2 separate regions of the Homo sapiens genome follow, and region 1 is linked to region 2. Evidence: chromatin contacts called from ENCODE Hi-C or POLR2A ChIA-PET data. All regions are on one chromosome and are shown on one strand. Each heading gives the region's core, a stretch centred on a gene start or an enhancer-like site at or near the end of the contact. The rest is flanking DNA. Distances are from core to core; before and after follow the strand shown.

Region 1 (3,594 bases), core at 569-3,068, 46 kb before region 2:
ATTTCACATCACCCCCAGGGCAATTGTATCCCTAAGAACTATTATTCCCCCATGCCTTTTTTCTTTTTTGTAGAGACAGGGCCTCACTCTGTCACCCAGGCTGGAGTGCAGTGGTATGATCATAACTCACTGTAACCTCAAACTCCTGGGCTCAAGTGATCCTCCCACCTCAGCCTCCTGAGTATCTGTGATTACAGGCACATCCCACCACACCTGGTTAATTTAAAAAAAATTATTTTTGTAGAAATGGGGTCTCACTCTGTTGCCCAGGCTGGTCTCAAACTCCTAGGCTCAAGTGATCCTCGCACCTCAGCCTCTCAAAGTATTGGGCTTACAGGACTGAGCTACTGTACCTGGCCCTATTATTCTCACTTCATAGGTGAGGAAACTGGGGCACAGAGAGGGGCAGAAACTTGCCCCAAGCTACACATCTGGGATTAGTGGAATGATGATTTACACCAGTGAAGACAGAGGTAAGCAGGGAAAGTCAGCCCGGGCAAGGAAGGGGATAAGGTAATACAGGACTTTGTGCGATTGAGTGATAATTCCTTAAAATTTCAAGGCTTCCACTGACTCCCCACCTGTTTTTCATTCATTTCTTTGAGAAACACTTCCTCTGTACTGCCTATAGATGGTCAACAAGTGTTGACTTGACAACGGAGATGTTTATTGGTAGGTTTCTTATGTTAAAAAAAAAAGGCTCATGCTTCTCCCCTTTGGGGTGTGTATCAGATGGCTGGTGGACGCAGGAAAAAAGCCCCATCACTGCTGCTGCTTCATGGCCGAGAGCCGCAGATTAGAGTGGATTCCTGAGATGGGGGACCAGCCAACCATCCCAAGAGCAGGAAGACAGGAGGCACAGAGAGTCGGCAGATCAAGCCCAGGTCCGTGACCACCATCCTTCTCCAGAAATGTCTCAGGGTAGATATAAGCAGTGCCAGGGGCAGGCCCTTGAGCTGGGACACCCCACTCTGCCATCAAGCAAGGGACCTGGGGCAAGTCCTTCCCACTCAGGTAGGACCTCAGTTTCTACACCTGGAAAGTGAAGAAACTGAATGAGGTCTAAGGTCTGCCCCAGTCCCAAAGGTCTCTGCTGTGTCAAAGAAGATCTGGGTCTCTCATTATTCCTGAAGTTGAGAAAGCTACTTTACCTATTATTTTATCATACTCAAACACTTTGATGGTAACAGAATCTGTGTTTTTTTCCCTTGGTGTGTTATTTTAAGTTATTAACTTCTTTTCATTATCTTTATCTTTGATCAAAGCCACCTATTCTTCATTGGATCTGAATTTACTGATAGACCAAATGAATCTAAAAGCTGAATTGCTACCCTCTCACCCCCATTCCCTCCGACATCCACCGACAACCAATTTGCTGGGTAGAGCATATAAATACTATGCACGTTTGCGGCACTTTGCAGGCTACCTTTTGTTTCTCTTCTGGAGGGTTTTCATGCATCTGAGCTAAAGGAGACAGAGCGTGAAGAAGCTGAAAGATCTAACAGAGAGGAAAGGCCGGAAGTTTACAGGGAAGATGGCTGATCCTTGCCAATGGGGTGAAAAAGTCAGACATCTGGTTGCTAGTTGTGTTTCCTGCTGAAATTCAGGGCAAAAGGTCCCCTACAAGTTTGGGTCTGGGACGGAGGAAAAGAAAGGGAGTAGGAGGGTAGTTGTGAGACAGGAATCCTGCAGCCGGGGAAGGGGGAAGTGACAGGCAAAGACAACTGTTCTATGTGCTTTCAACTCAAATCTTCTTCTAAGAGTGGGAAGGAGATTTGGCAAAATATTCAAAGCAATCCAGCTTCCGGGGGGTGAGCAGTATCTGAGAGGCCCTTACAGGTTTGCTCTTGGCTCAAGTATGCATTTTCAGGAGGAGCTACGAGGCTGCAATCCAAAGTTCTGCCTGATAACAGAAGCTAGGAGTTAACCTGGAATTCCTTATTACCACTGCAGATTAGCAAGAAGGGAACAAACAGATACCCAGATGTTTTGTGTGTGCGTGCCTTATTGCTATAATCCTTAACAGCACTTTGTGTTTTATGCTTTTACAAAGGACAAGGCCCTACATCCGATTCCAACCATCCCATGTTGATGAAGGATGAGTTAATCTGGAGTTAAACTAGGCAGGTTGGGACTATTAACCCCCATTTCGCAGGAGAAGAAACATGCTCAGAAAAAAGAAGCAAGTCGACCCACATTGCAGAGCCGTATCAGGCCTTGATTAGGTCTCCAGGCCCAGACTTGTACCCTAATATCTCATGTCACCAGGAACTGTAAAGAAGCCTGAGCTTTGTGTGTGGCCCCTGTAGCATTCAGTCCAAAGTGCTGCTTTTGAGCCACATGGTATAGAACTAATTCTTTGACCTTGTTGACTCCTGTAGCATTTTGGAGTAATTTCTGATCCAATGAATATTTGTGTCACAACCAACCAACCTAACATTAAATTCAGTTTTCCTTGAAATGAACTCCAATTACTAGCTCTTATTTTATATTAACAATTGTTACATCGACACTACACAACTCTTTCAACATTCTAATGTTTAAGCATTATCGTATTAATACAATATCCAGGAAAACAGTTTATGTTTTATATTTAAACCTTCAAATAAAAGTGATGCATTGGCCTTCCTTTCTTCTCTCCTTTCATTCATCATTCCACAGATATTTATGAAGCACTGAGCCTGGTGCTGGGGACACAGCAGTGAACCAAACAGGCAAGAACTTTGACTTCATGATGATGAAGACTGACAATACACAAATAGACACATCTGAAAATACAATAAGTCTTCATAAATGCCTAGAAGAAAAGAAGTGTGCTATGGCAGAAAAAAAATTAACCGAAGAGCCTATATTCAAGATGAAGAGGGAGGCAAAGAGGCCACGAAAGAGGAATAAACAAAAGGAGGATACCAGCAAAGGCCAAGACAGGCTGGTTTCAGGAGCTAGAGCTGAGGAACACCAGTGTGGCCTGAGTTCCTAAGAGGCTTCACAGGGGGTAGCTAAACCAACAAGTGCATTCAGCAAGACATTGTGGAGTCTGTTTGCACTATGAACCTCTGTTTTCTCATCTGTAAAGTTAGGAGAGTGATACTAACCACACCAGATGTTTGAGAGAATGATTAGCCTCCAGCCCAGTAAAATGGAAATCCCAAGTCAAGATATGCAAGTGTGCCTTTGTAATACCAGCTTTGCTTCATTGTAATGTTTTCCTGATCTTCCTCAGTGGTGACTGGAGCACTTTGCTTTGGGTTATTCCTGCCCCTAAACTATTAAATGATCTATACACAAATCTTGCAGGGTTGCACCATGCAGGGATGCTGTAGAGCTTTGGTCCTGGGCACTGCGTCACCCTCTAATTTATGACTCAAAAGCATTCCAGTACTAATGGTAGGGGTCTAGCATTATTAATATATAAGGCTGCTGTTTGTGTGTGGAAGAAAACATTCTTGGCCGAGTGCAGTGGCTCACGCCTGTAATCCTAACACTTTGCAAGGCCAAGGCAGGAGAATTGCTTGAGGCCAGGAGTTTGAGACCAGCCTGGGCAACAAAGCAAGACCCTCTCTCTAAAAAAAATTTTTTTAAAAATTAATCGGG
Region 2 (3,390 bases), core at 6-2,505:
GTTCATGGTACAACTCAGTGAAGCCCTGGGTTTGGGGGGTGGGATGGTGTGAGTACAGACTGATCTCTTCAGTCACATAACTAGTTGCCTACAACCTCCTTAAGAGAAGGAAGATCTAATAGCCTCTCTCAGATGCCAAATCAGATGCTCTATTCCCTTGTAAATCTGGAAGTTCTTACTCATGTCTAACTATGATCTCACTTGATTTCCCTGAAGACCCTCTTCTCTTTTCTCTTTTTCTTTGGACGAATTACACTCAGAGATTCGGGCTGCAACTTGAAGGTTGTGTGTGTATAATTCCATCCTGGGGGTGAGATATGTCCTGGAGCCCTGCCCTGGGGAAATTTAGCCAGCCTTTGATTTGCAGGACACTTACCAAGCTGACTTCCAGCTTGTCACCTTGGAGAGACTTTAGCCGCACCAGGGCCCCGATGCCTCCGCTAACCAGGATTTCATCACCAATGTGGTATTTCAGGATGTTGGCAAGTTCCTTGGCATCTCCTGCAGGTTGCGGGAAAAGGAGATAGAGTTAATCCCAAGAATGGTAATTAGCCTGGTCAAGGAGGGCCCAGAGGAGAAGATGTAAGTGGTCACCCCTGAAATGAAGAACTCCCTGCCCAGGGAATAAGCACTTATTAAGCTCCCACTGTATACTCAACGTTGTGACCCACAATCTGTCTAATGGTCAGAGGACACAAAGCACATGTTCATGACCACAAATCTGCCCCAGCAGTCAGTTGGCCTCTGGGTTAAATATGCTGTCTGGGATGCTGGGCTCCCTGGCTGCTGAGAAGGAGTTAATCCATACTCCTCTGTGAGTATGACTCATGTTTCCATGAGATAAATATTTGCTTGGAAAGCCAGGGACCTTTCCAGCACCGGCATCTGGGACGTTTCATCATCAGCATGGCTCCTGACGGTTATAACACAGTAGTGCAATATTTACACATTCTGCCCTCAAATGCACATTCTGTTTGAGATGGCTATTTCCTGAAGGGAGAACTTAAAAGAGTAGACAGCTGTACTGTGGAGGAGCCATGGAGCCGATGAGGTCAGGGCTGAGGGGGATATTCCCTCCGCAGCATCTCTCCTCGTCACGTCTCAGCATTCCTTTCAGCCCACATCAGTGTCTCCAGCAACTGGGGCAGGCATCTGGTTGCCCATAAAGGTGCAGAGGCATTTCCCAAATTAAGTGTGGGAGGTCATTCCGAAAGTTTCCAGCTGCCCTCTCATCTCGGATACTCCCATTACCAGCCAAAGGGCTAAATTTCCCCAGGGCTTATGAACAGCTATTTCCAGCATCTTGAAACTGAGAAGGGAGGAAGTTTTAACTTATTTTGGAGAGTTCACTTGGTTATTGACAAATCCACATGCCTGCCAGAGGATGGAGCCACTGGGTACCAACTGATTTTCAAACATCCACAACCTGGAGCTGACAAGGTTCCCCTTCCACAAAATATTGCCTGGAAGTACAGAGCCACACCAGCCCCTGGGGTGCATGGGATGTCCTTTCAATATCTCTAACACCTGTACCAACCTCTAACACTCTCTGTCCCCCAGGGGTGCCTCAGGCCTGGGGGAGGGTGTGTTTGGGAAGCTTTTCCCATCCCCCTCCTCAACTCCCACATAATTGAAAACAAAAAGAAAGCCAAGCTGGCTCAGGCCACTTGGGGAATATTCCATTCTTGCTGGACAGAGAGAGGATGAAAAGTTTATGTTCAGAATGAACTTCTCCCCTCTCCTTAGGAACATACGTCAGCATCACAGACACAGGCATTCATTTAGCAATAAAGAAAATTAAACAGGACACGAATTCAACTTAGAGCTGCCTGCAACCTGAACTTTCTATTCTGCTCTAGAGCAGGAAGGGAGGTGTAGACAATGTGGGCCCCAAGGTTTGTCAAGGTCCTTCCTCTTCCTCCTCCTTTTCCTTGGTCTCATCTTTCTGTGAGAGTGGAAGCATCTCTCACAGGCATGCATCTGAGCTAAACACTGCAACTCCCATTCCTGCTCCCCCCGCCCCCATCGTCATGGCTATTACTGACCAGGCTGTCTGCCTGGCCCTGTGTGTGGCATCCTATTTAATCCTCCCAACACAGGCTGCAAGATACTCTTACCTTCCTCATTTTTCTTAGCCACCCGTAACCACTAGATCCCCTGCCAAACATCCTCAACTAGATCTCTCAGAGCCATGACTAACTTCTTGGGAAAGCTTTTGTCTGGAGGGATAGTCAGTGCAGGTAACTGGCTTTATTATCACTGTGCTCATAGGTCTCCAGTGGGAAACGTGCCTCAGTGACTGGGCTGGTCGCAGCCACCCTTAATTCTTTTCTACTCCTCTCTGCCCGGTTTCCTGCCCAGGAGGCTGAGCTCTATGAACTGCATCAGTGGGCTCCCTCCTGCTCTCGCATCAGCCAACAAGAGACCCAGATGGCAACTGTCTGAGAGGGAGGCTGGGGCGCTGAGTGGTCCCCCTTGCATGGTTCTGACAGTGGCTGGCTGCACATGGCTCTGGCTGCTGTTCTGTGCCCTTGTCCAAGGCTCATGACCTCCCTGGTTCCTGCTCTCATCCTCCCATTCCCCCAGGCCTAGGGGTAGTAAAGGCTTCCCAGGGTTGCTAGTCCCTGGTTGGCCTCATCCTTTGCTAGTTCCTTTAGTCCCGCCCACTCTTTCACTAATAGTCTTGTCATAAAATCCCTTCAAGTCAATCCTTGATGTGCCAACTGTTTGCTGCTGGGGCCCTGAGGGATCACTACTTTAGAAAAATGGAGACGTGTACTTAAGTTGGTCTTTACCCAAGAGTCTGCTCCGTTCTCTTGGTGGCAGGGCTCGGAAGGCTTCATTTGTGGGAGCAAAGACTGTGTAGACTCCTTCCCGGTTGAGGGTCTCCGTCAGTCCTGCAGACTGGATGGCAGCTACCAGCATGCTGTAGATACACACACAGAAAATGTCACCTGTCAACAGGTATTTTCCTTAAATACCTCACCACGCTGAGAGGTATTTTCCTTAAATACCTCACCACTGAGGATAGTAGAGTCCAGGCCACTGGAATGCACACACCTTGGTTTTCATGCCCTCCGTATGCACAAAGAGGGAGTGATTCCAGGCTCCAGCTCTCTCCACCCAGCAAAAATGCTAAGCTCTGTTAAATGGCCAGACGTCAGAGGCCACAGGAGAAAGGAGGGAAAAGAAAGGGCAGAGGTATGGCTGACCCAGAGACTAGCTGAGCCTCCAGGGATATGATTCTGGGAGGGCAGAGGGGTGTGGTCTCCAAGCCCTTGTGCAGGTGGCTGAAGTCAGTGACAGGGAAACATTCAATATGACAGCACCCCAAGGTGAATGAGCAAGTCAGAAATGGAGATAGCCGGGCAAGAAAACAAACTCACAAGG

What was found. Hi-C counts contacts between places; a loop is a spot of excess contacts on that map. ChIA-PET counts read pairs that join two places held with the same protein, here RNA polymerase II (POLR2A).
Region 1: a map of Caco-2 shows a loop between it and region 2 (2.8-fold over the local background). The contact joins two enhancer-like sites. A Hi-C loop is called at or near these places in 1 of 168 maps with a recorded cell type or tissue (Caco-2). POLR2A ChIA-PET finds 5 or more read pairs at or near these places in 1 of 52 experiments (A549).

What each region holds. Positions count from the first base shown.
Region 1 is chr5:136,102,775-136,106,368 of GRCh38, reverse strand. No RefSeq gene overlaps it. Among named protein-coding and RNA genes, the nearest start is that of SMAD5, 28 kb to the left of the region's middle. Within about 2 kb of position 1,818, at least 2 of the 41 ENCODE cell types and tissues checked have a DNase peak (open chromatin) inside an H3K27ac peak, as active enhancers do.
Region 2 is chr5:136,056,201-136,059,590 of GRCh38, reverse strand. It overlaps TGFBI (transforming growth factor beta induced), which reads right to left. Exons shown (of 17, transcript NM_000358.3): 12 at 2,796-2,926; 13 at 377-501. Among named protein-coding and RNA genes, the nearest start is that of TGFBI, 29 kb to the right of the region's middle. Within about 2 kb of position 1,255, at least 22 of the 41 ENCODE cell types and tissues checked have a DNase peak (open chromatin) inside an H3K27ac peak, as active enhancers do.